6 separate regions of the Mus musculus genome follow, and regions 1, 3, 4, 5 and 6 are each linked to region 2. A link is a loop called in an ENCODE intact Hi-C map of the cell type or tissue named here. Cell type or tissue: heart. All regions are shown on one strand.

Region 1 (5,000 bases), 110 kb after region 2:
GAAACATTTTTTTACTTACGTCACCAATTTAAAGCATATTAATAGAAAAGTTTCAAAATTTCAGGTGTCACACATCTGACTATCAGAGACATAAATATTCCTTTGATCTGAAATGACCTGTTCCAAAACTTACTTTAAAATATTTTATATAATTGGCTAAGTAAAGTAAGTTATATTTATGTTATTTAGAAGGTGCATTCTCTATGAACTAACCAGTACCCCGGAGCTCTTGACTCTAGCTGCATATGTATCAGAAGATGGCCTCGTCGGCCATCAGTGGAAAGAGAGGCCCATTGGTTGTGCAAACTTTATATGCCTCAGTACAGGGGAATGCCAGGGCTGAGAAGTGGGAGAGGGTGGGTGGGGGAGCGTTCCATAAGAAATTGCCTTCATTTATAAGGGGACATTCCAAATCAAGTAGGAATGTTAAAAGTACATTGTAAAATGTTTAAGAGTTTTTAAATCAACAATTTTTGTGCTTATTAATTTATTGTTGTTGTTGTTTTTTCTATATGAAAGGACTTAGATTAGACAGCCTGCTTTTGGCATGAGCATCACTACAAAATGTGCTCCTGACACACCTTCTTATTGATGCTGCTTTAGAGAATGCCAAAAAAAAAAAAGTATAGAAAACTAATGCCACTTCTGCTGTGCTGTGCTCTTTTAACAGGCAGTGAACTGCAGATTCTGACAGTATATTCCAATTTTCAATCACATTTTAAAAACTGGATCAAGGGACAGGAGAGGTGGCTTGGGAGTAAAGAGCAATTGCTGCTCTTGCAGAAGGCCCAGGCTGTTCCCAGAACTCAGATGGCATAACCCCAGGTCCAGGGGAACCAACTCCCTCTTTGGACCCATTGGGTACCAGGCACATGTATGATGCGTGTATATATACATTCAGGCAAAACACTCATACATATAAAGTAAAATTAAAAAAAAAATGGTTCAAGAGGCTCAGAGAAGGTGGTCACACTGGTCTGGGCTGCCATCATCCTGCTAGGCTCACAACATAGGAATCGGAGGTATGGTTATGAGTGCTTTAACAGGGTATTGAGAGCAACAGGAATGAGAAGAAAAAAAAATTCCATAGCTTCGACCTATTGAATTAGCCTGTAGAAAGGGTATATAATATTGTATAATTTTGTTAATGTAATATTATAATATTATATTATAATATTAATATTATAATAACTGTATAATATTGCTCAACTGACCCAGATGTTCCATATCAGCCAATTCACTGTGATAAAAGAATGAAAAGAGGAAACGACTTTCATTAGATATCCACTTACACTAGTGACTTCATGTACTTCGTTACAGAGCCAACCAACCTAAGTCATACTGCTACAGTGCATAGCAGAGCCACAGGTGGGTTTCTCAAGGCGCGCACGCTGGGGGGGGGGGAATCATTGATTTATCACATACCTTGCATACTTTAGGTCAAGTACAATCTGTGGCATTGCTGTTGCTGTGCCCATTTTACAGATAGAGACTGAGTTCATAGGCAGACTCAGGTCAAGGTCACACATGGTTGTGCATGTTTTTAGCATAGATTCTCAGGGGCATGCTGTCTTTTCTACCACATTGCATCTGTTGAAGGGCTAAGTCTTGATAATTTCCACCTCCTCTTCCCTTCCCTCCCCCCCCCTCCTGTCCTCTCCTCTCTCCTCTTCCTGTACAGTCCTTCCCCATTTTCCTCCTAGCAAGTAGCCAGTGTAACATTCTCTGCAGGTTCAGGATGACTGAGGCTTTTTGATTCTTTTGAATTTTGTTTTTAAAGAAATTAAAGTATAGTTTTGCCAGCTGGTCACTTGTATGATATAAATAGAGAATTTGCTTAGGTGGGAATTGAAATGAATAAAATACTCAGTCACCTCCCAGGGAGCTCAAGGCTGTGTGATTCCAATAAATCTCAGGCATAAGTTATATCCAGACAGTATAGTTTCACGGCAGTCTAGTGTTACCATGTTTTTCATTTTAATACTTTCTCCTTTGAAAACGCAGTGTCTATATTCCTCAGCTCGAATTCACATCAGTATAAAGATAAGATGGAAGGCTTTTCCCTCTCCTGCCTCTGTCCAGGCCCTGCTTAATAGGCATCCCAGTTTCTTCCTGACTCCAGAGAATGGCAGACATACACTCCTCACACTCCTCTAGGTTAACATTGGCATTTGCCTTTTCTTTTCTCTGCGTCTGAAGATCCTGTGCATTCCTGGGTTGCTCCTTGCTGAAGGACAGCCCATGTTGCTCCTCTGTAGGTGTCAGCCAGGTTCCATTTGGAGGGAGCTCCCCTAAAGCCTGGCCTGAACTCCACTTGGGATAGCAAGTGTCTTTTCCCCACCCCACCCCCACCTCTTGCTGAAGCTGCAACGCCTTGAATTCCAATTTACTGTTTCTTCTAGTTTTTATTTAGGTCTTTTGTTGCCCATCCCTTACAATGGATCTCAGGAAGGAATAGGAAGGAGGGGGTGCACTGGGCTGGACCAGAGACCCTGGTCTGCACTCAGTCTCACCCTTCCCCTCTGACCTGCTCCATTGTTCTATAACCCAAACGGTTCCTTTCCTCCCCTGGGATGAGTCCTTTCCCATGAAGAGCTTTGCTTATGCAGAGAACTCTGTGGCAAGGCCAGCCTGCCATCTAGTTTTGAGGAAACTGCATTAGTGCATTTCACCAGGGATGAACCTGATATGCCAACTGGATGGGAGGCAATCCTGGGGAAATGTAAGCGAGGAAGCTTCCACCTGGTTTACAGAACAATGGCAGAGATGCTTCATGTGCTCTGAGTCCTGTCTAGCTGGCTTTTGGCGACAGCATTGCATTTACCGAGGATGCTAGAGAAATAGAGCTATAAAATATCTGCGCACGCTTCCCATGTCTCAGAGAACTCAGCTTCTCACTGGAGTCACAGATACAACTGACTACACACAAAGAGGTGGGCAGCTTAAGATCAGGCCCCAAAGTCTTTCGGAATTTCGGGAATTATCAGAACACTGCATTAGGGAACCTTATCTAATTTCTAATCCAGAACCTAGCAGCTGCCTCACTATTAATATCCCAATGTGTGCAAAAAAGAAAAGAGAAGAAAACTACCTACGTTTTTTTAAAAAATGTGTTTAAATTCATGGGTGATATTGCTATTCGCGTGTCTAATCATAAGAAAAATTGACTATGCTTTTAAAACATACTGCATAGAATTTTAGCCTTTCTTAGAAATTGAAAGTCTCTAGGTAGTGATTTTATTTTCCTTATTTGAATTTTTAAAATTTGGTGAAATGGACAATCCTATAAAAGTAACTGTTAGGACTCTTTCTTTCTTTCTTTCTTTCTTTCTTTCTTTCTTTCTTTCTTTCTTTCTTTCTTTCTTTCCTTCCTTCCTTCCTTCCTTCCTTCCTTCCTTCCTTCCTTCCTTCCTTCCTTTCTCTTTCTTTCTTTTGTTTTTGAGACAAGTTCTCTCTTTGTAGCCCTGGCTGGCTTAGAACTCTTACAGACTAAGCTGGCCTCAAACTCAAAGAGATCTGCCTACCTTTGACTCCTGAATACTTAGGTTAAAGGTGGCTGTTGTGACTATTTCCAATTGTATAATTCAGTAGCATTAAATATGTTGACCTTCCGGGCAACTGTTACCAACAGAGAGCTCAAGAAGTGTTTTTATTGTAAGCTGGAAACCCTGTACCTATTACAAAGTAATTGCTTTCCTCTTAGCTCCTCTGTTCCTGGCAATCACTGTCTGCTTTGTCTCTATGAATGGGAAGGCTCTAAGTCTCTCATATAAGTGAATCACACAGCATTTGCCCGTTTATAACTGACTTATAACCCTTAGCATACCAGCTTTGGGTTTGGTTGATGTTGTAGTATATGTCAGAATTTCCCTCCTTTGAAAGCTGAGCCACATTGCACTGGATGGGTCTACTACATTTAGTTCATCTATCATCTGGGGACAGTCACTTGAGGATGGGAGAGGAGAGGGAGAGGAGGGGGAGAGGAGGGGGAGAGGAGAGGGAGAGGAGAGGGAGAGGAGAGGGAGAGAAGAGAAAAGAAAGAGAAAAGAAAGAGAAAAGAAAGAGAAAGAGAAGAAGAGAAGAGAAGAAAAACAGAAAGCAAAACTGGTAACAATTTTGACAGTTCATGAGTCTGTTAGAGGAAAAGTGCTTTTCTTTTAGAAACATAGACTGGGAGATGACAGATAGGTAGATGCTTTGCAAGTATGAAGGCCTGAGTTCAAATCCTGAACACCTATGTAAAAAGACTGGTATGAATGCATATGCCCATAGCCCTAGAATTGGGAGACAAACACTGTACTCTTGTGAGCAGTTACCAGCTCAGTTACCACTGTTCAAAATATACTATTTAGAAGCAAAAAATAATAAAAAAACAGAAACAACTGCCAAATTAATGATTATAAAATAATTTTCTTGTGCTTTTCATTGATTTTATATTTTGATTGCTTTTGAGCTAATTTTAGTAATTGCTTAAAGGTAAGGGTTAAATTTTACTAAATATGCGGATATTCAGGTTTCCCAATACTATTGCCAATACTCTCCCCTCCCCCATTAAACAATCTTGGCATCTTTGTAGGAAATCTTTTGACTGGCTTTATTTATGGGTTTTTCCATTCTGTTGATCTCCATCTTTGTCTTTACATCAGTGCCACACCATGCTGATTAGTGTTGTCTTGTAAGTAGTTTTGAAGTCAGAAAGCATGTGACTTCTAACTCCATTCTTCTTTGAAGCTGCATTGGTTGTTACAGACCTCTTAAAACATGAATATTAACATGACTTTTCCCATGTCTACAAAAAATTTCAATTTTGAATATCTTATTTTTGAAATATCAAACTCCTAACTTGAATAAAAGAGTAAATTTTAATCTGATAGATTACATCTCTTTTCAATATTCTAATGAAAGATTCCTCTTGGTGTGGGGTTTGAATGCTACTCTATGGTGGGTAAGCTCTCCAGAGAACTTTAGGCTGCTGTGGGCCATGTAGTTGTAGAGGAAAA
Region 2 (5,000 bases):
ATATGCTCTAAACTTTCCTTTTTCTTTGAAAAATCTTTCCAGAACCATCAGGAGTGCACTGATTTGTTTGTTTGTTTGTTTGTTTGTTTGTTTGTTTTACAAAGGCAGAGATCGCTTTGAAAAATATACACATTCCCAATATCCATACCACACACAACAGTTCCAAGCTGAACACTGCCAAAGAGAACCCTGGGAATGTATCATGTCACCTCTGTAGACTTGGTTTATGGATGGGCTCCACAATGTAGCAAAGAAGAGTGGAAACAACCCAGTGTCCTGTAAGAGCCTAGAACATTCCAGCCAAAGAATAATAGGGCCATTTCTTCCACAAATAACGAGTTTTTGGATTTGTTTTGTATTATAGAAAGTGAATTCCCTGATATTATTGGATATTCAGATATTATTGGATATTCAGATATTATTGGATATTCAGATATTATTGGATATTCAGCAAGGAACAAGAAGAGATATTTTCTGCTACTGATAGGCTTATACTCAAACTCAGAGTTGGACACTAAATATCAACAGGGTAGAATCTGTATGGAAAACTGAACATGAATGAAACCTCTCTAGTCCTGTATGTTGTCAAGGTAAACATATCAGTTAGTCACCAGTGTATTGGAGAACATAAAAAAATTTCATGTTTGAAAATCACTGAATCACTATGATTTTTAAAATAAACAAGGGGGGAGATTGGGTCTTAGAAATGGATCTAGAGATAGTCTGCTGACAGCTCCTTCATTTACTTGCTTTTTCTCCAAATGATAGCAATCTGCGAAAAACGTCTTCCTCGTGACTCATTCTCGAAGTTGGGAAATTAAGCTCACTCTTCAAGAGGTTCCCAGAGTGCTCCCACTTAAGACTGTGGGAAAGGATGCAGCTGAGCAGTCACGTATGAGCACTGTGTGCCGAAAGTCAGGTCCTCATCGACTGTGCACAAATCACAAATTTCTAGTATTTTTTAATGGCACTGCTCCCTCTGTGGGTTATGTAGGAAATACTTTAGTCTGAATAATTGTTCCTGAGGGGAAAGTCTTCAAAATGAATTAATGGTACACACACACACACACACACACACACACACACACACACACACACAGAGAGAGAGAGAGCCTATGAGCATGTACTGTATGCAGAATACTAATCAGTTGTGCTTGTGTGCCTAGTGTAATTAAGTTTAGTCAGCTGGGTGTGGTGGCTCACTTCTCCCTCCAGCACACAGGAGCTCAGGAGGCAGAGGCAGGCAGAGCTCTGTGAGTCAGAGACCATCCTGGTCTACACATCCAGGACAGTCAGCACTACAAAGACCCTGCCTGTCTCAGGAGAAAAAAACAAAAGAACATAGTTTGAAGGTGGCAACAGTATCTGATTATAAGTCACATCCTGCATGCTTTGGCTTACTGCCACATTGTTTAGCACTAATAGCAATAGTGGTCAGTTAATCCAAAAACTAAGGTAAATAATAACAGCAGGGGATTCGCTTTCCATACTACAAAACGAAACAAATCCAAAAGCTCTTTATGGATATTTGTGGAGGAAATAGCCCCATTATTCTTTCGCTGGAATGTTCTAGGCTCTTACAGGAAGGCACACAACAACAACAACAACAACCATTGCTCTCCTGATGGTTCTGAATCATCTATAGCCTGGTCTCATAATTCCCACCTATATCAGAATTTACTTTTAGGGACCGTGAATAGGCAATCCATTGTAGGGACTGTGAATAGGCAATCCATTGTAGGGACTGTGAATGAAGTATCGATTATTGTTCTAGAAGATACAGCTACTTTCACACAAAAGCTTAACTGCAGTTTCTCCCTTTAAACATTTTATTTATTTATTGTCAATGTATGTATATGCTATGTGGGCGTGTGTGCCAGGGCACAAATGTAGAGGTCAGAGGGCAACTTTGTATATTCCTGCCATCTTTCTGTGGTTACCCGTCCAGCGTTCATGGTTTACCTGTTGAGCCATCTCACCCGTGTGCGTGCTCCCTCCCCCACTTCTCCTTCCTTCTCCCTCCCCTTTACTTAACGGTTACTTCAGACCTAGAAAAACTGAGCCTGAACATGTAAAATTTAAAAAGGATATTGTTGAGAGCTTTGTCAGGGCAATATTCGAGGAAGGTTCTGAGGCAGCCCTGAACACTATTAATTTCCTGTGTGTACATAGTAAATCAGAGCATTAAGCACACATATTTTATAGATCTTAAACCTGGGAGGCTCGTACTTTTCTATGCTACAGAATGAAGTAGCAGAAACATCTTGAGACTTGAAGTTCAGGTTGGCGGTGTTTGCTCACTGGCTTTGGAAGATGGAGGGTTAATGGTGACTCAGGCTTGTCAACCACTAGTGAGAGGTCTCCAGTCCTGGTGTTTCTGGGGTGTTTGCCATGTGCTGCTTTGAATGAATGGCTTGAGTGGAAATAGTAAGAGTTTCCTTCCTGCCTTGACTTTCATATTCCTAGCGCTGTCGACATTCCTGTACGGTAGCCTTATTTGAAAAACACTCATATATACAGCAGGACACATCTTTTAAGAGTAAGGGATCAAGCTATAAATATAACTCTCCAATGATGAAAGCTGTTTGGAAATGATCTCTTACTGTGATTTTTCTCAACCGTTGCAGCACACTATTAATGCATTAAAAAAAAAAAAACAACACTTATCTAAGAGTCTGAGAAGACTATTGCCTTGGGAAATTGCTCTGCCCAAGACAACTGCCGCTCTGTTTCTTCTCAGATTTAAAAAGCCAAGTCCCACTTCGCAGTCTGCAAACAGTAATTACCTCTGTGAAATGAGCAGAGGTCCTTAAAAGGGTCTGCCGGCTTCCCCGGGATCTTTGCGGGGTGAGCGGGGATGTGGGGCTGATAACCCAGCTGCCTAGGAACTGAGCAGGGCCGGCTGCAAACTTCTCAGCTGTTGACAGGCTGGCCTCGCTGAGAACACTGGTTAAATATAGCACGCGCAGCTCAGCGCCCCAACAAAGTCACTGCGCTGACAGTGTGCGGGGAACAGCAGAGGAGAAACCTAATCTCAGAACCCAACAACACCTAGCAACAGTTGAAAAAACTTTGAAACAAAAGTCCGGGTGGGAGATAGGCGACTTCCAATTCCTGCTGATCCTGACTGAAGGAGAAGCTGCAGCTACTCTGTCCGTTTCCTGTATGACTTCAGCTACTGGCTAGTCCCAGCAGAGTGGGAAAAGCGGTTTTTTTTCCCCCTCAGTCTTCTTTTGGGCTGGCTAGTTTTTCAGGACTCAGTCTTGGACTGTGGGACAAGCCACTGGGTTCTTCAAGGGATAAACCAGCGGAGAAAGAACACACCTTTGGTTAAAGGAGACGACAACAGGTAAGTCCCCCCTCCCTTGCCCCCCAAGTAGCTACTTACTGTTAAGAAATTTCTTTCCACAAGAAGAAGGTTCGCTCCAATTCTGCTTTGTCTCTTGCTTGGTCTCTGCACGTGTAGGAATTATTAGAATCAGTGTGAATTATTAAAAAAAAAAAAAATCAAAACCTTTTTCTCTTTCTCAGAGTCATACCGATTCCCTTTTAAAGACAACATTTTGTGATATCTTCATAGTCATCAAGCTAGCCCTGCTGAGTTATTCATGTTCGTGCAGGTGATAGAAATATGACGAAAGTACAACCAGGGTCGCTAGCTAAGGCATGGAAGGGACATTTTCCCAGGGACAAAATAGCTATTATTTACTGAAACTAGCTAAGCTGCTTGTGAGGTAACTGAGGAAAGTCCTGTATGCTGTCCCACGTTGCTGTGCTGTTGACCCGCTTCTTTGTGGGCTCGGTTTGCTGGGTTCTCTGATTGCACCGGGACACCTTGTGCTGGTTCTGACCTCATTTGCCTGCAGTTGCCCAAATGCATCTGACTCGCGCAAAATATGCCTGCTGCTGATTCACTGAGAATGTTGTGGTACTTAAACTAATTAAATTGAGTGATTGCCTTTGTGCAGATAATAGATTCTGCTTTAAGAAACTTAGAATTTTTTTTTAAGGAAAAAAAAACCTCAATCTTTTCATAAGCTGTGTGGGTGTGAGTAAGAGTGTATTTCCAGTTGTGTGAAGGAAGTTCTGGCATTCTCTGAGGGTATATTGTCTCCCCTTCCAGAAGGTGACATGCACTTTAATCAGAATTGCTTACACAGAACAATTTCATGTTAGTCTCCCAGCTTGTGGCTATAAACCACTGATACTGTCAGTATTGATTCCTGGTGGTGGGTAGTTGGGGCCAAATTTGCATAAGAGGATGGATTATTTCTTTAAATAATTCAGAGAGTTTGGATGAATAAACCCAAGAATAAGATCAAAGAAAATACTGAAGAACATTCTTTTTTTTAAATTAATTGTACACTGGACTTGGAAGCTCATGCGTGTGATCCAGTAATGGAAAGACTGAGGCAGGAAGATTGCTGTGAGTTCAAAGCTAACCTGAGTGAAATAGTAGCTACATAGTAAATTTTAGTCTAGCCTGGCTACAGAGTAACACTGCCTTTAAAGACCAAACAAAACAAAAAAACTTATTTGTGTCTATTTTGTCAATCTAAAAAAAAAAAAAAAAAGAATTTCCAGTGGCTGGAGAGATGGCTTAGCAGTTGAGCACTCTTCCCAATTCCCAGCACCCCCATGGTAGCTCACAACTGTCTCTACCTCCATTTCCAGGAGGATCCAATACCCTCACATTGACATACATGTAGGCAAAACACCAATGCACATAAAATAAAATTAAAAAAAAATCATTTTAAAAACTCTGAGCCTCCATAAACCAGTTTGGAAAAGAATCTTTTTGACAAATGATAATATGTGAGCCTTTTAAGCAGATGTTCCTATAGTCAAGTGATGATTAAAGAGTGTGTGTTAGGGAAAAGAAACAATGTTGTCATTTCAATGTGTATCATGCTACATAGTTCTGATTATGTGCTTAGTTGAATGAAGTTAACCCTATGTCACCAACACGCACATGATAGTGAGTGGGCGTGCTGGTAACC
Region 3 (5,000 bases), 170 kb after region 2:
ATATCTGAGAGAAGCAGTTCAAATTTGCTTGTTCTGGGATTGGCTCGCCTGAGAAATAAATTATTAGGCATAATTATTGGCGACTCCTAGAACCTGGAGAGATGGTGAGCTGACGGCAGAGGAGGAAGGAATCAGATAAAGGGTCCGATGGTTATGAAATCCCAAGAGAGATTATATCATCTGGTTCAAAAGTTTTCTGGAACAAATGACAGAACTGATTATCGGAAGTACTTTTAATTAGCTGAGCTGAATCCAAAAGAAGGCGTACAAGTCCAAGCCAACAGAGGAAGTTTATTGAACTTCCTATTTAAAACAGATGTTCTGTCAGGGGCTCTGAATGTGATAATAGGATTGTATCCCAGTGTAGTTCATGGAACTCAGAAATGCCAAAAAGACAAACAATAGCTAGGTGTTCTCCCTTCTAAACGACACACAGGATATTTGTAGGGCATTTCTGCAGTTACCTGGAGGGTAGCAAGTTCAAAGCTGACATTTAGAAGCTTGGGAAGGTGAAGAACTAAGCTGGAATGGGTCCTTCATAGAGTCCCTGGTAGGGGAAGTCATTGAACATGGGGACAGGCTGGGGATAGGGGCAGGAGTCACAAAAACATGCACTCTAAGTTGATGTAAAATTTTCTATGAACAAAGCCGTCCTCCTCACTAGGTGTAAAACCCCGCTACAAGGTGAGGTGCTACCGTGATTTGCCTTCAGTATGTGAACCTAGCAGGCAGCCATTACACTGCTTTGATGGGACTGACTAGAGGGGGCCCTTTAAAGTGTTCCTCGCAGAGATTTTGGCAGAGTAAACACACACCCTGCCCGGGAGGGAGATCATGCCTTTTGAGGGAGTATATCTTTCTCACTTTGTAGCCAAAGCCTCTCCCGGGAGGAAGCAGAATCCCAACATGCTGTTAAGTTGTCCCATTCCAGCGTTCAAGGGGATGCGCCCCTGAATTTCTCCCCAAACCCCACCCCATTCACGTGGCTTTGGAGCCCACGCCATCTGGGTGCCTAGACGTTCTGTGACGCCACTCCCAAGAGGTTGGATTCTAAGTAAGGTCAGCAGTCAAGCGAAATTCAGAATCGATGATATGTTAAACTTCCTTTGTGCGGAACTTATCTAACAGTCAGCGTTATCAAAGACTGGGTTAGTCAGTACCTTGTCACAGCAATGTCGGAATAGCAAATAATGGCCTTGCTATGTTACCCCAAGTTTCCTAAGAAGAAAACTGCAAGATAACAAATGGGAGAAAAGGAACATGTTTATATTTTGGTAAATCGTCAAAAGTGTATTAAAAATCCAGTGTCGTCTACATGCATGTGATATTCAAAATTTAAAGAGTTTTTTCTTTCAATTAGAAAAAGAGAAAATTATGTTGGTAAGTGCCTGGGTATCAGAAGGCCTCAAGTTTAAGTATTTTTGTTATTTTGAGTTCGCTGATAGGTGGTAATTCACTATGACTATCTATTGGTCTTTAGTGTCTATTGAATACTTAACAAATTATAAATAATCTAAAGATGTATTTATAGGTAGAGAAACTTCTTACAGAATTGTGCCTGGTCATAATAACCTCTCCTCAGAGACCCCGAGTGACTATGAATTGGGTCCTTTTTCTCAGACAAAATGAAAGAGATGGAAAATATTTGCCAAGTTTGTTACCATCAACAACAAAATTGAAATAAGTTTTAAAAAATTACATTACTTATGTATTTATTTATTTCTCTCCCCACCTCTGTGTGAGTGTGTGTGTACACGTGCTCATGTGTGGGTGTGTGCATGTTCCTGTAGGTGTGCAATAGAACATATAAATTGGTCACAGGACAACTTATGAGAGACCATTTTATCTCCTAGATCGGTCCTGGGTCCTGGAGATCAAACTCAAGCCATTAAGCTTGATTTATCTCACTGAACAATCTTTCTGGTCTCTCAACGATTTAAAAAAAAAAAACCTATTTAATGAACATTTTCAAAACCTTATGCTGCACAATGTTGACTTTCTCACAATTTCAGGTATTAGATGAATGATTCTTATGTGAGTTCATTTGATATTGGGGGGAAAGAGATCATAAGAAGTTACAGATATTAGACATTTTTAATTATGAAGGTACAGTTTGTATATAATTACCTGTTTGGAAGTGTTGAGTATTCCTGATAGTCTATTATAAATATGCACATTTACACATTGATTGCTACTTTGCTAGTTTACATATGCTAATGAAGACACATAGTGAGACCGTGATATTGTTTCCTTTGTGTAAGCCCTCTGCCCGATACTTTGCCAAGTATGAATTCTAAGGAGAGTGCTGTTGGACTGCACAGCACTGAAGTTAAGAGAAAGAGTCACCGGGAACGAAGAGGCATGTACTCAGGAAGTTGTTTTAAAACCAGAAAAAAATAAATAAATAAAGCTAGCCCTGAAGGGAGCTTAAGGTGATTGCTGGAACCTCTCCTGCTGAGCCAGGATGAGGACAAGCATTAGGAGTTACATCACACTAGGAATGGCTCTGGATTCCTCCCTGACGTTTGTTTCTATGATTCCTTAAGGGAGGAAATGGGAAGAGACTTACATCCTGTGGAGGAGATTTGCGACACAGCTCTCTTGAGGATTCTTTGGATTCTTTGATGCATATTATATAATTTTTAAAAGCAGTGACCAGGAAATAACATTTTTCATCTTAGATGATGGCTTTTTCATGATAGTAAGTGCCTTTACTTTTCAGGCTTGAAGATAGGTATATTTTTAGAGGTTTTCTTAAAAAGTGTCTGGAGAAAATTGTATACATAGTTTTTTTACTTTTTAGTACCTATATTATTTAAGCTGTGGGAAACCTTCATTGGTAAACAGTCTTAAGTATAAGATTTTGTTGTTGTTCTTTATAAAAACTGTTTCGTCTAAAGCCAAACTCAAGCCAAAAGGATGAGAAAGGGAATGAAAACATCTCCACCTAGTGGCTCCATGTGGTAATTAATAGAACCAAAATCCAAACGCGTTTTCTGTAGAGGATCATACCATGCAGTTAGCATGAACTGTGTGTCTATGGTGAGATGCAATTTAGTTGATAATGACATGAGAAAAATAAAGTTCAGATAGTATGCACTTGTAATTAAAGTCAAAATAACACGTGGAAATGCTATTTATTTTTTGCGGGTGTAGGGGGCGTGCTGGGCTGGGGGAGATTTATTGAGGAAGGAGCTCAGAGTCTTTCCAGTGCTAGACAAGCGCGCTACAGCCTAGCTACCCAACAGCTGACCTTCGTGTTTTTACAGACACTGACATGAGTTTCTTTCTTCTGCTTTGCATACGCTCAGTGACTATAGAACTTTGTTTTCTCACCAAGCTAGCTCTCTGCTCGCTGCAGGGTATGAAGCCACAGGATACCACCTCCTTACTTTGGTTTCTAAATGACTGGATGAAAAATGTGATGCTCCAAGTTCATGAGGGCATAAAGGCTCATATAAAAGGAAAACTAATCAAACAGTGATACTAAATGTTCAAATGTGGCTGGATTGCTTTAATTACTGAGTCGGCTTTGAAATTTATTATAAGGCTGGGTTAGGAGGCAGGTGGGATGGCTGAGTGGGTCAACGTGCGCGTGTTGCCAAGCCTGAGGGCCATCCCTGGGATCCACATAGTGTAAGGTGAGAACCAATGCCCACAAGCTGTCTTCCGACCTCAACATGCACACCTGCCTACACACACAAAATAAACGAATGTAAAAAAAAAAAATGTTTAAGAAAAACATGAATGGCCCGGCGTGGTGGCACACGCCTTTAATCCCAACACTCGGGAGGCAGAGGCAGGTGGATTTCTGAGTTCGAGGCCAGCCTGGTCTACAGAGTGAATTGCGGGACAGCCAGAGCTATACAGAGAAACCCTGTCTCGAAAAACCAAAAAAAAAAAAAAAAAAAAAAAGGAAAAGAAAACCATGAATGAATTTATAATTTATAGAGCCAGGGAAGTGGCTCAGTGAGGAGGGATGTCTGCTGCCTAGCCTGACAACAAGGGACCTACTTGGTGAAGGGAGGTAGCCAAGTCTTACAAATTGTCCTCTGAACCCTACAGATGTGCTGCAGAACATGCATACCGCACAGCACACACTCAAATAGATAAATGTAATTAACCCAAAAGAATGAGTCTGGGTGTAAGAACATTAACCAGTCATGCAAAAAGCAGTAGTCAAAGAGCAAACTCTTTCTCAACTTCTTCGGAAGGCAAAGGGACCAAGTCCTTACTAGCGGTCCAATGCACATGCCCGGAAAGAAGCAACAGGTGTGCGGACATGGTTCAGAACCGAGAGCGTTTGGCTGGAGAACAGCTTCAGGATTCCCATCACGTGACTTGTATATAGCAATTATCAGAGTTGTGTTCAGTTCGTTCATCGAGCAATATCTACCTAATATTACACAAATATTAGACATAGTTTCTGAAGGGATTTAATGATTTTGGAAGTAGAGCACACCTGCAAAGATAAAGAACTTACCCGCCCCAACCCCACCCCCAGCAAAGTCTGCATAGCTGTGGTTACTGGCCCCATGTCCCTGTTTTTGTTTTGTCCTTTAACATTTACAGTCTTATTGAAATGGTGTGGTACTGGTTTTCATGTCAACTACTTACTTGAGTTTAATTGAAAATGCTGTATCTTTCTTCTCTTTGTAGAAAGCGTCATCATTCACCAGTTGCGAGTGAGCTCCAGATGAGATTACCAAGCACAGCCCACAGTCATCGCTAAAGTCACCATGCTACTGATGTTGACTGGAAACACCTTAGGACCTCCAGTGATCTTTTCTTCCTTCCTTCCTTCCTTCCTTCCTTCCTTCCTTCCTTTCCTTCCTTCCTTCCTTCCTTCCTTCCTTCCTTCCTTCCTTCCTTCCTTCCTTCCTTCCTCCTTCCTTCCTTTCCTTTCCTTCCTTCCTTCCTTCCTTCCTTCCTTCCTTCCTTCCTTTCTTTCTCTTTCTTGCTCTCTCTTTTTTTTTGAGGATACAACTTAGCAGTTAAAA
Region 4 (5,000 bases), 93 kb after region 2:
GATACACTGACACACTACAGATTACACAACCAGATTTCTCCCCCTCTGTTGGTGGGGAGGAAGCAAGGGTGGAGGGATGGGTATGAGGGGAGAGGGAGATGGGTGGGATTGGAGTGCTTGATGTGAAATTCAGGAAGAACCAATAAAAAGTTCAAAAGAGTTTCTACTTTTTATTAAATACTGATGGCTAATGATTTTAAATTACACTGAGTCACCAAGTTACATGCTAAAGAAATCAACATATCACTGTCGTGCTAGCAGTCCAAGTTGAAAAGCAAGCACTAGGAAAAGAACCTTGTTCTATAGATAAAGGGAAGAGGCACACATTATCTAGCAACAGGATTTCTTTTTCCATATAAAACAATTCCTGGGTTGACATTTTTGGCCTCTAGTTCATATTTTGAGCTGGGGCTGTAGATGCCTTCATCTGTATCTCACCTGTAACTTGATTTCTCCTCCTCCTCCTCCTCCTCCTTCTTCTTCCTCTTCCTCTTCCTCTTCCTCTTCCTCTTCCTCTTCCTCTTCCTCTTCCTCTTCCTCTTCCTCTTCCTCTTCTTCTTCTTCTTCTTCTTCTTCTTCTTCTTCTTCTTCTTCTTCTTCTTCTTCTTCTTCTTCCTCTTCTTCTCCTGTTTCTCAACAACAGGAGTTTAATCACCAGTGCATGGGTGTGGGTTTATAGTTGGTGATTTAAAACATTAAAGGTAAGAGGTGTGTTTCTGTCAGGTGCATTTTTCTAGTTTGCATCATTATATCATCATATACAATGTTTCTAATCAGGGAATCAGGAGGACAGGAGAAGGTAGAAGGCAGGTGTGGTTAAAGCATGCTGTGTGCAAGTTCAGAAATGCCACAGTGAGATTTATTAACTTATAGGGTTACTGTGTGATGCTACTTAATGTTAAAAATGGAATTTGTCAGGCTTGGAGGTGGCTCAGGGGAGAGGAGAGCTTTGCTGCCAAACCTGATAGCTTGAGTTTGAGTTCTAACACACACACACACACACACACACACACACACACACACAAGACCCACACAAGAAAATAAATGTAATAATTTTTTTCTTTCAAAGAACTATTAGTTCTTTGAGAGTTTCATACAATATGCCTTCATCATACTCAGGCTGCCCAACTCTTCCAGGATTCACCCTCCTCCCCTACTTACTCAACGTTGTATCAAGATCACCTTGTGCTGCCCAGATTTTCTTGGATGTGTGGTCACCCACTGGCAAGTGGTAGACTTACCTAGGGCTGCGCTCTTAGAGGAAACTGTCTCCTCTCCCAGAAGCTAAGAATTGGCCATAGCATCCTAGCTTGGGGAGGGATCAGGTGCCTAACTCCCCTCTGACTGCTGGGATTTGTTCTATCGGGCTTACACGCATGTTCTCACGCCATTGTGAACTCACACCTGCTGCTGCTCTTCTCTCTCTGGAAGGTAAGGGCGCCTTGCAGTCTCTGACACTTACACTCCCTTTGCCCCTTCTTTCACAATGACGCCCCCCCTCCCCCCACCTCCATCTCATCCCTTGGGATGAGTCTTGGGAGGGGCGTGGAAATATATATGCTCCCTTTAGGGCTAAGCATTCTGTAGTTTCTTAATTGTTAATAAAAATATTTTTAATGAAATTTGTTGACTTTAAAAACAGAATACAATGTATAGATTAGGGATATAGCTCAGTGGTAGACCAGGCACTTAGATAGTTTAAGACCCTGGCTTTGATCTATGCACCATCAAAAAGGAAAAAAGAAAATGGGGTGCAGGCCAGGATGTCTAGAGTGTAGTAAAGTGATGGTACCACTACATTGGCACCACCTATGTGTAAAACCTGGACATTGTATATGGATGTCTGCACTAGCCCTTAATGTCTCTTATTCACTTCTGTTTCCTTGGAAACCACTGTGTAAAGGACAGTAGATAAAGTACCATGCATTCTGTACTGCCTTCTCTCCTGTTTCCCATCCCGTTGATCTGCAGAAGTCCTCTCCGGGTACCAGGGCGGGCGAGGGAAAACCAGCGCATACACTATTATACTTTTGTTTGTGCAGAACCAACAAGGCCCTCTAGGATTAAAACTGAACTTCCCAAGCACCATGTCAACCAGTAACGGACCAGCCTTGAAGCTGTGAACAATTCAAAGTGACGCATGCCGTGGCTGGCAGCAGGAAATATTTTTGTTCAGCTTGTGAATGTTTAAGAGGAAAAGCAGGGCCCTGACAAGAATAGTTGAAATAATTCCAACAGGATATTTGTGTATAATAAAAAGGAAGGGCATAAATTTTGAGTTAAAAGGACTGTTGTGAGGCTAGAGACAAGCTCAGAAGTTAAGGGGGGCTTGCTGCTCTTACCGAGGACCCAGGTGTGTCATTGTCAGCACCCACATCCAGTGACTCATGGCCACCAGTTTGGGGGATCCACCACCCTCTGCTGGCCTCTTGGGGCACCTGCATGCACAGGCTATACATGAATACATACATATAAAATATCCAAAAAAAATCTTTTTTTTTAAAGAACACTTGTCATCTGGTCTTCCCAGCTCGCATGTCATTCTGTCTGCAGACCAGACCTGCATACCAACAATGCATGTGTTTGCCTTCAGGATTTCTACATCCTTTTCAGAAGGCAGCTGCTAATCTCTAGAAAGGCTTGCTCTGATGTTAAACATTTCCTGATCAAAGGCCTGAAGGGAAACATGAAACAATGTGTACTAATTATAGCAGACCCTGTGTCTTCCCCCCCTCCCTGCATCTCAGAATCAGCAATTAGGAGAGCCCATTTGTTAGTCCACAGTCCTATGAGGATTACCTAAAATTTATTATTATTACTATAATTATTATTATTATTATTATTATTATTATTATGTGTGTATACGTGAGTTTGGGTTACCATATTAATGATGCATTTATACATTATATGTTTGTCTTATCATATGCACAAATCAATCTTTGTTGGTTAAATCCTCAGTGAACTGACAGCTCTAAGGGATGTAAGTGTGTAGTCCTTGCTCATTTGCCTTGAATAGCTCTATTTGTTCACCCTTTTGCCAACAAAAACTATTGCCTATTGCTTTATCAGTTGGGTGTTTTTGTTTCCTTTGCCAGATTTTGGTAGATGGTGTGGCTGTCTCCTCATAGTTTCAGTTTACATTTATCTTATGAATGAATTGAGCATCTTTTCAAATGTTCTTTCTATTTACTTGGCTAGTCTGTTTACTCTCTTTGTTCTTTTGAAATTTGGGTTATTTGCATTAATAAGTGTTCTTTATATCGGTTAGTTCTTTTTGACACAGACAGTAAGTCAAATGTTTTCTTTGTGCAAATTTTGTTTTGCCTTTGGAACAGTTTTTTACTGTGTGGAGTTTATAACAACTGTTAGTCAGACATCAATATTTCTCCACTTATAGCTCTGATAAGGATCAAAGTAGACTCCCTCTCCCAGATAATGAAAATAATTGTTTTCAAATTTTACTCCTAGTATTAACACTTCCTTGTACTTTTCCTGCATACGTATTTAATCCCTCTAGGACTCATCTTAGGCCAAAGCACACTGCTCCACTCTCCTGTGCATCGCTATTACAGCAGTTAGGGGCTTGTCGGGAAAATAGAAAGCTCACTATATAGTGAAATAGAAGGGCACTGGTAAAGACAGTAAAGAACTTCTGTCTGAGGGAACCAGACGGAAGCTCGTGGGCTTAGGAGAAGCTGAGTGAGATCATGAAGAAGACATACTCAGATAGAGATAGGAGGTAAGAAGAGAATTTTGGCATTGAATGGTGGAGAGATGAGGTAGAGTCAGGAGACTGGGAATGAGTGGCTCAGGACATCAGGATAGAGTTAGTGTATGGTTCCAAAGACTGAGTTTTCACCAAGGAGAGAAGGATCAAAAGTGTCATGCCAGAGCAAGGAAAATGGAGGATGAGGATGGACCGTTGCAGTTAGCAACAGAGACATCACAATTCATCTTAGGGGAGTTGTGATCTTGATGAGAAAAAGTTCAAACAATTCCCACTCATTGTAAGGAGCGAGTCCTGGAGCGAGCTTCTTGTAAAGGAAAGGAGAAAGATGAAGTGAGGTCTATGGGGGAAGTAGAGTCACAAGAGGGTCTTGTTTTAACGATGGAAAACCAGCTGCATCTTTGTATGCTTTTGTAGTTCAAAGATAGACGTGTTAAAGATGTAGGCCTTATCAAAGAAGAGTCTAGCTCGGCAAATGGAGACCATCACCGAAAACCACAACTAGACACCATACAGAGATTAACGGATCACAGCCCCAGTGGAAACATTTATATCACAGCTCCTACATCTACGGCTTAGGGAATGAGAGTATCACAGAAGAGAGGCCAGAGGATTGTAAGAGCTAGAATACCGTGACTATGAAAACAAGACTAAAACAATGGCAATATCAGTGGGCATATGAAGTTGATGGGAGAAATTTTCACATAGTCTAGACAAGGACCTACAGGCAACCAAGGAGTGCTGGAAAAGGAGAAATAGCATTTCCCATGGATGAGCTTCCTTATTGACAGAGTGGTCATCCCCGAACACACACACACACACACACACACACACACACACACACACAGCAAGAGCAGACTCACAACATAAATATCTGTTGTATTTATGTGTCTGTGTACACACACACGTAATAATAATAATAATCAAAGAAAAAGAAGCTATCAACTTGAGAGTGAAGGCAAAATGAGAGGGGTTGGAGGGGGGCTGACTGTGGGGAGTGATGTAATTCTAGTTCAGTGAAATACATTTACAACAAAAATGTTTTCATTCTCAGCCAGTGAGGTTATTGGGAAATAGTGGAAACTTTGAGAGGTGTGGCCCAGTTGAAGAAACAGATTTCTGAGAGATACAGCCCTTGAAAGGGATAATGGTGTCTAGACCATCCTCCTTTATTTCTTGGCTGCTACGTGCTTCTGCCAAGATGTATAGCCTCACCATAGGAATAAAGGCTATTGAGCCAAGACCATGAGCTTCTGAAACCCTGAGCCAAAAC
Region 5 (5,000 bases), 52 kb after region 2:
CATTATGTTGTGGCCTCTGTGATTTCCCTGAACGTGAGTTGGAGGGTGGTATCCCCACACCTGGCACTGTTTCATTTAATAACGTATGTCTTCTGAGAACAGCATGACCCACCCACTTAGGGTACCTTCGAGAGATATATCTCGGTCACTACTTGATTTATATTTTGGTATTGGGAAGAATACACCACACGCTTGTTTAAATGTATAGATGCTAAAATTTAAAGACTTCTTTTAAGTGTGGCTCTGGGGATTGAGCACAGGGCATCACACGAAAGCAGCCTGGCCTGAACTACCAAGTTTCAGTCCCAGCTCCAACAGTGGAATTTTACAGTTTCTCTCTACATTGTATTTGAAGGCCAGTGTCATACCTAATACTTCCAACTATTTTTAAGGTCCTATTTTATTATAAAATCTGTACCCATGCTGTGGGGGAGAATTCAGAGAGTTGGAGGCATTTGTCAGAGGTTATTTGGGGAGAAGGTAAGATTGGCCGGACAAGTTGGTCAGCTGCCTGCTCACCACCCAAGGAGAATCAGCTCCAGCTTTCACAATGAACTCGTTCAGAATTTATCTAGTTCGTTATTAACCTTCTCTTTGCCTTTTGGGTTTTCCTATAATTTCTGGCAAATCTTATAAATTCTTCATCTTCTGTTCCATTTAAAATTCTTACTTGTTATTATTGTATATGTATGTGTGTGATCTGTAGCAGGTGACTGGGTTATAGTGTGAGTGTGAGTGTGAGTGTGTGTGTGTGTGTGTGTATCTGTGTGTGTGTGAGTGTGTGTGTGAGTGTGTGTATCTGTGTGTGTATGAGTGTGTGTGTGTGTGTGTGTGTGTGTGTGTGTATAAGTCCAAGGACTGAGCTCAGGTTGTCAGGCTTCCATAGTCAATGGGTAAGTGACTTACCCTCTGTGGAGCCGTTTAACCACACACGTTCTCCTCCTTTCCCTCCTCTTCCTGAAGATTCCGTAGCTTCTCATCCCCATAGGGTCGTTATGACTCTAAGGACTTTTGAGAGATGGTATCACATCTTCCAAAGCATTAGTATTTAATCCTGGAAAGACTCATCTGTCAGGAGTCTGAGTAACTTGCACGCGTGCATGGGACCATGCTTGCCGTGTCTTCCCATGCTCTCGCTTCTGTCTTCCCTCACCAAGTTCAAGTACACAGAGACACAGCACTTGTGCATTCTGAGTCCCGTGCTAACTGTTCAGTCATCACAAAAGTGACTCAGACAGCTTTTGCCTACAAGCAGTTTATGAGCTTGTGGGCTGAAAGAACTGGTAAGTGCCGCGAAGCTGTCATACAAAATTAGTATAATTTCTGTTTCCATTTTTACACTTTACTTCGCTTCCATTTATCTTACGCTTTCCAAATCACTGTGCCGTGTAGAATAATGGAGGACGAAAAGGGAAGAAGCAAAATGCGCAGCTGAATGCACTTTTCTGTGGTGTTGAGTAGGTGTGCTGCAAACGACACGGGCCAGATGCTGAATTCCCACCACAGCTGGGTGGGTGATGCCGTCATGGCGCCAAGCTCTTTTAGCTTCGTGCTTGTCCATACACTCTGAGGAAGCACTGACTGCCTTTGACAACTATCTCCTGCCCAGAAAGCTCCCCTAGAAGGCATATGAGTAAACTCAGCTGAAAAACAAATAATCCGTAATTCCTGACAGTCATGATGGCTGTCTTTTGGCAGTCACTATACCACAGTAACAGAACCTAACAGTGCAGGAATTGTTACAGCATGTATTACTATACATGGTTAATGCAGTCGTGATGTGGAGGGGGCCCTCTCTAAAATCTTTGTCTTTGGTAAGTTTATTCACGAAGCTCATCAGTTAGCCCCATGAAAGAAAACAAATTGGGGGTTTTGTATAGAAATTGAGGGAAAAAAATCAGCAGTTAACTTCTTTGAGATGTTCAGTTAGCAGTTAATTTCTTTGGAATGCTTGTGTGGTCTCTTAGCCAACATTACCGATGACTAATTCCTGGTCTTGACAACAGTTTTTTTTCCCCCTGGCTCAAATATGTTCTTCACAAATCAAGAAGAACCCTGACCAGTGAGCACAGCTCTGTTAGGCGCACTGCAAGTTTCAAGGTCACTGTTTGTTTGTATATATATCTTTGACATCATCTCTATGGACTGTCCATGAGGCCATTACCTCATCGTGAGCACAGAGCGATCCCTGACTACATCAATGCAGCAGTAACTGTTACAGAAATATCACAGGCCTAGGCTCTCATGTGAGGAGTCTCTGGCCAAGAGGGCTGCCAAGGCGAAGGCTGTGAGGAAGACGAGCAAATCAGTATCCTTATGAACTGAGCGTTATTTCTAGTAAAAGGAAAGGAAACAAGAACAAGACTCTGACTTCACCTCAAACTCCAGCCTCTCTTCTTTACAGAGGCCATTTGTTTTACGTTTGACTGAGCACAATCAAGCATTTCTCGTCCTAGCTTTTATTGTGCCATACTTTTAAAAGAACGATTTCCTTGTTACCCCTGCCCCCTCCCAGTGCTTTTCTATTGTTTTGGAACAGAAATATGACTTGAAATAACTCTGATACATGGGATTATATTCAGAGGCTTGGCTGCTCAGGGTGAGCTGTTCTTATCCCAGCTGGAGAGTAAGTGGAGGAAGCGGGGGCCATGCCAACCTGTCTGTCTTTTTAGTACTGCCTTCATAATGCCTTACTTGGTGATGTGCGGGCATCCCTCTGTTATGATTCAGGACTCATGGGGAAGAAAGAACAAGAAAGAACACTGAGCCTTTTCTCAGGGAAAGGCTATAGCTAGGTGACCATGGCCTCAGGCTGAATGGGTTCATCTTTACCATCTCTGAGTGGTGGTAGCTAGAAATAAGCTGTGGTGAAGTTTTTACACCACAAAGATCGGCAAATGCTGCCAATCAAGGCAGGGTGTGTGTGTGTGTGTGTGTGTGTGTGTGTGTGTGTGTGCGCGCGCGCGCGCGCGTGTAGGGGGTTGGTCTTAGTCCGTCCTTCCTTCCTTCCTTCCTTCCTTCCTTCCTTCCTTCCTTCCTTCCTTCCTTCCTCTTTTCTTCCCTCCCTCCTTGTCTTATTCCTCCCTAACCTATACTCAAAGGATGTGTCCAATTAAACTTCATCAAACTTCTCACATGTCGTCAGCACAATATGGTTTTTTTTGTTTTTTGTTTTTTGTTTGTTTGTTTGGTTGGTTGGTTTTTTGAGACAGGGTTTCTCTGTGTATTCTTGACTGTCCTGGAACTCACTCTGTAGAGCAGGCTGGCCTCGAACTCAGAAATCTACCTGCCTCTGCCTCTGCCTCTGCCTCTGCCTCTGCCTCTGCCTCTGCCTCTGCCTCTGCCTCTGCCTCTGCCTCTGCCTCTGCCTCTGCCTCTGCCTCTGCCTCTGCCTCTGCCTCTGCCTCTGCCTCTGCCTCTGCCTCTGCCTCTGCCTCTGCCTCTGCCTCTGCCTCTGCCTCTGCCTCTGCCTCTGCCTCTGCCTCTGCCTACCAAGTGCTGGGATTAAAGGCGTGTGCCACGATGCCCGGCCGTCAGCACAATTTGGTAACTCACGATGTGTTAGGAAGATCCTGTGTCAACACTAAAAGGCAATTTATAGGTAGTCTCTGTCTCATAATATCCACGAACAATCCTTTACAGTGCCACTAAATAAATCCCAGTGTGTGACAAGGAAGTACTTTCTATAGCTGGATTTTCTATCCCATCAGCTCAGAGGTGGCTCCTGTTGCTACCTCTGAGATCCTCAGGGGAACTGTGGTCACTCTATGATTCTTATGGATCCCAGGAACCTGAGTGCTCAGATCCTGGCTCTACCATTGTTCTTGGTACAAAGGAAGTGTGGGTGCATTAGAATTAATCACTGGGGTTTCTGAGCCTTTCTTCCTTGATACCACTGATGGCATCCTTCTTTTCTCCTTTCCCCCCCTCCTTTTGTTTATTTTTTTCAAGACAGGGTTTCTCTTTGCAACCCTGCTGTCCTGGAACTCAATCTGTAGACCAGGCTGGCCTTGAACTCATAGAGGTCCACTTGCCTCTGCCTCTGAAGTACTGGGATTAAAGGTGTGTGCCACCACCACCTGGCTCCACAGATAGTATCTTAGCCACCTCAATGATGATAGGAAGACCATGTGGTAGAAATATAGACCAGGAAATGAAAACATGTCTCTCTAGCTGTCAGGACAGCATTAGGAACACAGCTCCTCATTTTCCTCCTGAAGACTTCTAGAAATGTCCTAATAAGGGTTTCTGAGTCCTGGAAGTCCCTAGTCATAGTGGAAGTGGCGTGTGAGAGGTCAAAATTTTACACCCAGGTTATTATAATCCAGAGATCTGGTTTTAAATCTTATTCTGTGAAACTAAGAGGCAAACACTGTGGAATCTGTTGAATCACACAGCATTTACTTTTTTTTAAAAAATTGAAACAGAGTATCACTAATGTAGCCCAGGCTAGCTTAGAATGTATTTTGTAGCCCAAGCTAATTTTAGACTTGTGACTCTCTTGCCTCAGCCTTTGAGTGCTGACAATACAGGTGTAATTCCTGGCAGTCATGACTTAATTAATTAAGCCTCAACAATAATTCAGTCGTTCATATTCCAAGATGAAAATGAAAGAGAATCTGCCTTTGAAGAAAAGTGAGCAAAACTTTCTTTGGATCTCCTGGTCACCGCTGCATTAGGATTCCAGCTTGAACCCTATAGGTGGAACAACAATATGAACTAAGCAGTACCCCGGAGCTCTTGACTCTAGCTGCATATGTATCAAAAGATGGCCTAGTCGGCCATCACTGGAAAGAGAGGCCCATTGGACACGCAAACTGTATATGCCCCAGTGCAGGGGAACGCCAGGGCCAAAAAAAAAAAAAAAAAAAAAAATGAGAATGAGTGGGTAGGGAAGTGTGTGGGGGAGGGTATGGGGGACTTTTGGGATAGCATTGGAAATGTAATTGAGGAAAATATGTAATAAAAAATATTTTAAAAAAAAGGATTCCAGCTTGGTG
Region 6 (5,000 bases), 58 kb after region 2:
AATGGCAGCTGATGAAAATAAGGTAGTATTGAATTACTGGGAAAGTATTTTTTCTCATGGCTACATGAGAAACAGACTCTGCTATTTATGTGCATCTTAATTTTTAGACGTTAAAACTGTTGGCGTGCAGCCAAATTTAAAAATAACCTGTGTTTTGTACTTTCTTGATGCGTAACTATAGAACATTCCTTGACCTTCCTCCACCCCCTCCCCCAGTATTTAGTTACCATGGCTCCTAACAAAGCTATTTTTTTTCTTGACATGACAGGATGGCAGGGCCCTAGACAGCCTGGAAATGCAAACTCGGAGTGTTGTCTTATGGTGTGCAACTGGTTAACATACTGTGATCCTGTCACAGCTTGTGACTTTTCTGTGCCTGTCCTCGGTTTTGACTTTCTCTTTGTAGTTCCTCCTCAGGCATCAGGCACCTGAGTCTCTCTGTTTCAGCTGGAAGAAGCTTGTTCATTCCCTAGGGATCAGCTGAGTACGAGCACTCAAAACTGTCCTGGGTAGGAATGTAGCTGCATCTGCAGAGGACTTGTCTAAGATGCAAAAGCTACATTGGTTTTCGACTCAATACCAGCCTTAGAAAACAAACAATATCACCAACAAACATCATTTTTCAAAGCTTTCCCCTTTGCCCAGGTCTTCAGCTTTCTGTCTTTGCATGTTTTTCTGATTTATTACATCTCAGGAGCAGTGCCACATCAAATTTACTGAATTCTCAGATAGGAGACTATTACTAAAGAGTGCCCCACACTTCCTTTATTTAAAAGAAAAAAAATAGATCAAAATTTCTGTTTGGTGAGTAGTTAGTTACATGAGAGGCAGAGAGGCACTGAGGCATGAGTGCCTACTGCATTTGTTTACAATGAGTTTACTGATGGTGGCCGTCCGTGCACACAACTCCTCTGGGAATCTGATGGCCTCGGAGCTGGAGCAGCTCTGCTCCAGACTTCCCGAGTATGATGATATTTAAAAGAAGACTTTATATCCATGACCTGAACATCCTTCTATACTTAAAAGTTTTCAAAAAGATAACCACTTTTAATAATAAAAACCAATAGTAGTAACAACAACAACAACAACAACAACAATAATAATAATAACAGCAACAACAACTCATCAAAGTTAATCCCCCCAATGCATATGGCACAATTCTACTACATGACTTCTTTCCTTGTTTTTAAAATCAGTTATTATTATCATTAGAATATATGACATATATCCATGTGTGTAAATCAGATGACAGCTGTGAGGAGTCAGTTTGCTCCTTCTACCTTAGGGACCAGAGATTGAGAGTTCAGACCACCAGGTTCCTGGGATGCCCTTTATCCCCTGACCCATCCTCCTGGCCTACTTGCTTTCTTCATGACTATTTTCAACTCTGCTCTTTAGTTCTCTTAAACTCCTTTCTCCACATGTCTCCGTAGGCAGGAACGTTAACCTGAACATTTCCTGGTAAACTCGCTGATATTGGCTGAGTTCGTCCTAGTTGAAATTAATCCATTTCAGTCTTCCTGTCTGCTCTCCCAACCCCCCTTCACATTTTGGAGTGTAGCTGAGCCCTGCACATTGGTGGTAGTGAAAAGAGATCTGGGGGAAGTACCCAGGAGTCTGGCTTTTGTCTGCTTTACAGTGGCCGCTGCTTCCAAGAGGCTGTTGTCAGGACTGCCTATCTAATTAAAAAGCCCAGTGAAAAATGAAAATGTGGGATGTGGGTAGGTGTCCAAGGATAATTAAGAATCTCAAGTTGGGCTGGTAGCACAGGCTTATAATCTTGGGCCTTTCTTTTATGGCAAAACAAGAGGATCAGGAGGCCAAAGATTTTTGGCTGCATGATGACAATGAGGCCATGGGATACAGGTCAAAAACAAAAAACAAAAACAAAGCAAAAAAAAAAAAAGGTGGGGAGGGAAGGGGGTGAAACATTTCAAGGAAGAGCACAGAACAAGCAGTGGCCTGTATGACTGCTCAGCTCACACAACAGTGGAGCCCACTCTACCTGCACCCACTGCTGTCCTCTCCCAGGCTGACTCCCGATGAAATAACCCCACTACTCTCTGGCGAAATAGCTCTGCTCCCATGACATCTCTGAACTCCATCCTAATCTGCACAGACACCCTGCACCTTCCACTTCAACTCCAGTCTTGGTGCTCTACCTTGAAAGCCCCCTGTACCAATGATTCATGCGTTAGCACACAGGCTGCCTCTCCAGTCTGTTGTCCTGCTGTACTGGGCTTTTGGCCACGTCTCTGTCTCTCAGAAAATCCTAGTAGGTGCTTGAGGCACACACTGCTAAATCTGGAGTATACATTTGCATATCTCAGGACATGGGCTAGTGCCAGTGGGAATCCTCTTGAGTTTTAGCCATAAAACTTCGTGGGAATTCCTTTCCTTTTATGTTCATTTCTTTAGCAGTGTATCTGAGAGAGGAGGTAGGGAGGGACAGAGGACGTCACTGCCGCCCTATCTTTTCTCTCAGTCTGTTCTTATTTTCAAATTACAGCGAGCTGGGGACAGAATGAAAACGGGTAGAGACTGTCCAGCTTAGATGTACCCATTAAGCAAGTTTGTTACAGCTTAGATCCAGGTTGATAAACTAAGGGCTAAAGATCAGACAGAGTCACATCGGACGACTTCTCTGCTGTCTGTGATTTCCTGTTGCATGGAGCTGAGTAGAAATACCAGAAGCCAGATAGTGCTGCAAAGTGCAACATGCTTACTGTCGACAGACACAGCTTGTCAACCCCAGTCCTAGATGTTCACAGAACATAAAGTGACCCTGTCCCTCCTGCTTAACTATATGGCAGTGCCTGAAACCTTAGCTGTTAAGCTGTCACAGGGCAGGGATTCCTGCCATAACACTACTGGGAAGGACCGTCACACACACAAGTTTGTGGCTTGTGGCTTCACGCCATCCAGTGGGTAATGTGTCTGAACTTTATCATCCTCTCTTAACGGATGAGGAAATTGTGGCTTGGGGGTAGGGGGAGGAGTGACATATGCCGGGTTAAGGGCAGCAGCCCTCATGGTGTCACAGAGTTAATGGTAAAGAGGCGTAGGCAGGTAGGAACACAATTCTATGACTGTTGATGCATAAGTTCGTAGGGTTGGTTGGTGGGCTGAGGTGTGGTGGCTTCGAGGTAGGGAAGAATGGTGGCCAGTGGTCATAATGCCTTTGTCAAAACCATTGCAAAGGTGGTGGCACCTACATACTTCCAGGACACATGCTGGATCTGACACTTGTCATGTGATATGGCATTTTGCACATGATTAAGTCTTAAGTGCCTTAACTAGTTGATCGCAGAGTCCTCCAACTTTATGGCCTTTATTTGCACTCTCCTACCAATCAAGTTTATGATGATTGGTTGACAGACAAAGAAGCCAGGCACTCTGTCTAGTGTGAGGGTAAACACCGTCAATAGCTAAGACGATGGCGTTGCTACGGTTACCCTCCCAGCACACATATTAACGGGAGTGAGTTTTTACTTCTTGTTCTCCTTGGTTTGTAAGTTGGCTCTGTTCTTTTTGGCCTTACATTTGGACACCTCAGTCTTTTATTTAATCTCTAATAAGGAATGTTAAAGGACAATTAGAAAAGACAGAGCCTGGAAGTTTAAAATAGACATACCCTTACTCCTTCCATTACAAAAGTCTTGAAGTTACCCCTTTCATGTTAAAAAGAAAAAAAAAGGATTTGAAAGGCAAGACTTCTTTAAGGACAAGGGAACACACCTGACATGTGGCAGGCAGTTAGAGTACATGGAGTCATTGTCAACACGCACACATGGGGGAGTCACTTCAGTTTCTCATTTTCCTCCCCTGTCAGCATGGAGCAATGACATCATCCTTCCTTCCACTAACCAAGGCTAATGCTGGCTATCAAACGGGATTTGCCTCATTTTTCTTGAAAACGTAATAAAATTGTTCAAGAATGTTTTCCATAAAAGACAAACATTTTTATAACGTGAAATTTTGCAGTTATTTTAATGGAATAATTAGCACATCTGGAAACTGGAACTCTTTCTCTCTCTCTCTCTTTCTCTCTCTTTCTTTCTTTCTCTCTCTCTCTCTCTTTCTTCCTCTTGCTAACTGAAAGATTGGTCCAACTCATATTCAGTTGTCATAGATGTTATGTCTGTGGTATGCCAGTGACTTTCATGATTTAAAAAGCTAAACGTAAAGACTGTGTTAGCAAAGTTCCCCTTTAGGTCCATTGAGAATGAAAGAATCGTGCAGGGGCTGGAGAGAGTTCCCTCAGTAGAGCTCTTGTCCTGCAAGCATGAGAACCTGAGTTCAGCCTCCAACATCCATATTAAAGGCCAGGCTTGGCAGCACGTGCCTGTGATCCCTCTCTGGGGGAGGCAGAGGCATGCCGATCCCTGGGGTGCAGTGACTATGCTCTTTAGCTTAGTCACTGAGCTTCAGGTTCAGTGACAGAGTCTGTGTCAAAACATGGTGGAGTATGATTGAGGAAGACACTTGATCTTAGCCTCTGGCCTCCCTGTGTCTGAGCACTCACCCACCACCCAGGTTGGGGACGCACACACTATGGAATACAGAGGCAGTCTGAGAGAAGGGAAGGTAAGTGTGGGCTTAGAAGAACAACGTTGTCACATGAATCGAGGTTGGAGAAAATGTCTCTTATGTTCTGGGTTTTACATCAGTTTGTTTTGAGGGGCTGTGGAGCTTGCATAGCCTGCAATTGTATTTCAGCCCCTGGGAGGATGGCTGGGATTTCCTTTGTCTCATCGTTTCTGACCTAGAGATAAAAGGTGCTGCTCAGACTGGAGAATCCAGCTTGCCCTGTGTAATAGTTAAGGCTTTCCCGGGTACTGACCTATATATGTGCAAATAACTAGTCCTCATTTTGCTTATCTTGATTTTTTTTCAAGTAGGGAAAATAATCAAATTCACCAGAAAAACTTAAAGGCTCAATAATCACATACATTTGAGAGCCTTGCCCTTTGTATGTAATCAAATAGTTGTTATTGATT

What was found. A loop is a pair of places that touch in the nucleus more often than their neighbours do. Peaks named below come from ENCODE experiments on the same cell type or tissue, not always from the same donor. Only the 100,000 strongest peaks of a DNase experiment are listed, where the experiment ranks them.
Region 1: it touches region 2 in a loop (2.3-fold over the local background); 10 of 42 quality-filtered maps call a loop at or near these places.
Region 3: a loop joins it to region 2, with 6 times the contacts of the local background. A loop is called at or near these places in 4 of 42 quality-filtered maps.
Region 4: a loop joins it to region 2, with 2.3 times the contacts of the local background. A loop is called at or near these places in 10 of 42 quality-filtered maps.
Region 5: it touches region 2 in a loop (4-fold over the local background); 7 of 42 quality-filtered maps call a loop at or near these places.
Region 6: it touches region 2 in a loop (2.1-fold over the local background); 6 of 42 quality-filtered maps call a loop at or near these places.

The regions. Positions count from the first base shown.
Region 1 is chr9:79,870,302-79,875,301 of GRCm38, reverse strand. All of the region lies in intron 2 of Filip1 (filamin A interacting protein 1), which reads left to right. Among named protein-coding and RNA genes, the nearest start is that of Gm35261, 55 kb to the left of the region's middle. In heart, a CTCF peak has its summit at 2,648; a DNase peak (open chromatin) is centred at 2,511.
Region 2 is chr9:79,975,805-79,980,804 of GRCm38, reverse strand. Filip1 (filamin A interacting protein 1) reads left to right here and starts at 2,923. Exons shown (of 6, transcript NM_001081243.2): 1 at 2,923-3,349. In heart, no CTCF peak of the experiment used is centred here; DNase peaks (open chromatin) are centred at 2,364, 3,014 and 3,814; H3K4me3 peaks cover 2,908 bases; H3K27ac peaks cover 2,565 bases.
Region 3 is chr9:79,804,877-79,809,876 of GRCm38, reverse strand. It overlaps a transcript of Filip1 not described here. Among named protein-coding and RNA genes, the nearest start is that of 4930429F24Rik, 14 kb to the right of the region's middle. In heart, a CTCF peak has its summit at 2,952 (motif pointing left); no DNase peak of the experiment used is centred here.
Region 4 is chr9:79,883,127-79,888,126 of GRCm38, reverse strand. All of the region lies in intron 2 of Filip1 (filamin A interacting protein 1), which reads left to right. Among named protein-coding and RNA genes, the nearest start is that of Gm35261, 42 kb to the left of the region's middle. In heart, a CTCF peak has its summit at 2,436 (motif pointing left); DNase peaks (open chromatin) are centred at 2,146 and 2,426.
Region 5 is chr9:79,923,783-79,928,782 of GRCm38, reverse strand. All of the region lies in intron 1 of Filip1 (filamin A interacting protein 1), which reads left to right. It overlaps Gm35261 (a long non-coding RNA gene), which reads right to left and starts at 1,215. Exons shown (of 2, transcript XR_379651.4): 1 at 907-1,215. In heart, no CTCF peak of the experiment used is centred here; a DNase peak (open chromatin) is centred at 2,192.
Region 6 is chr9:79,917,338-79,922,337 of GRCm38, reverse strand. All of the region lies in intron 1 of Filip1 (filamin A interacting protein 1), which reads left to right. Among named protein-coding and RNA genes, the nearest start is that of Gm35261, 7.7 kb to the left of the region's middle. In heart, no CTCF peak of the experiment used is centred here; a DNase peak (open chromatin) is centred at 2,267; H3K4me3 peaks cover 1,170 bases; H3K27ac peaks cover 2,671 bases.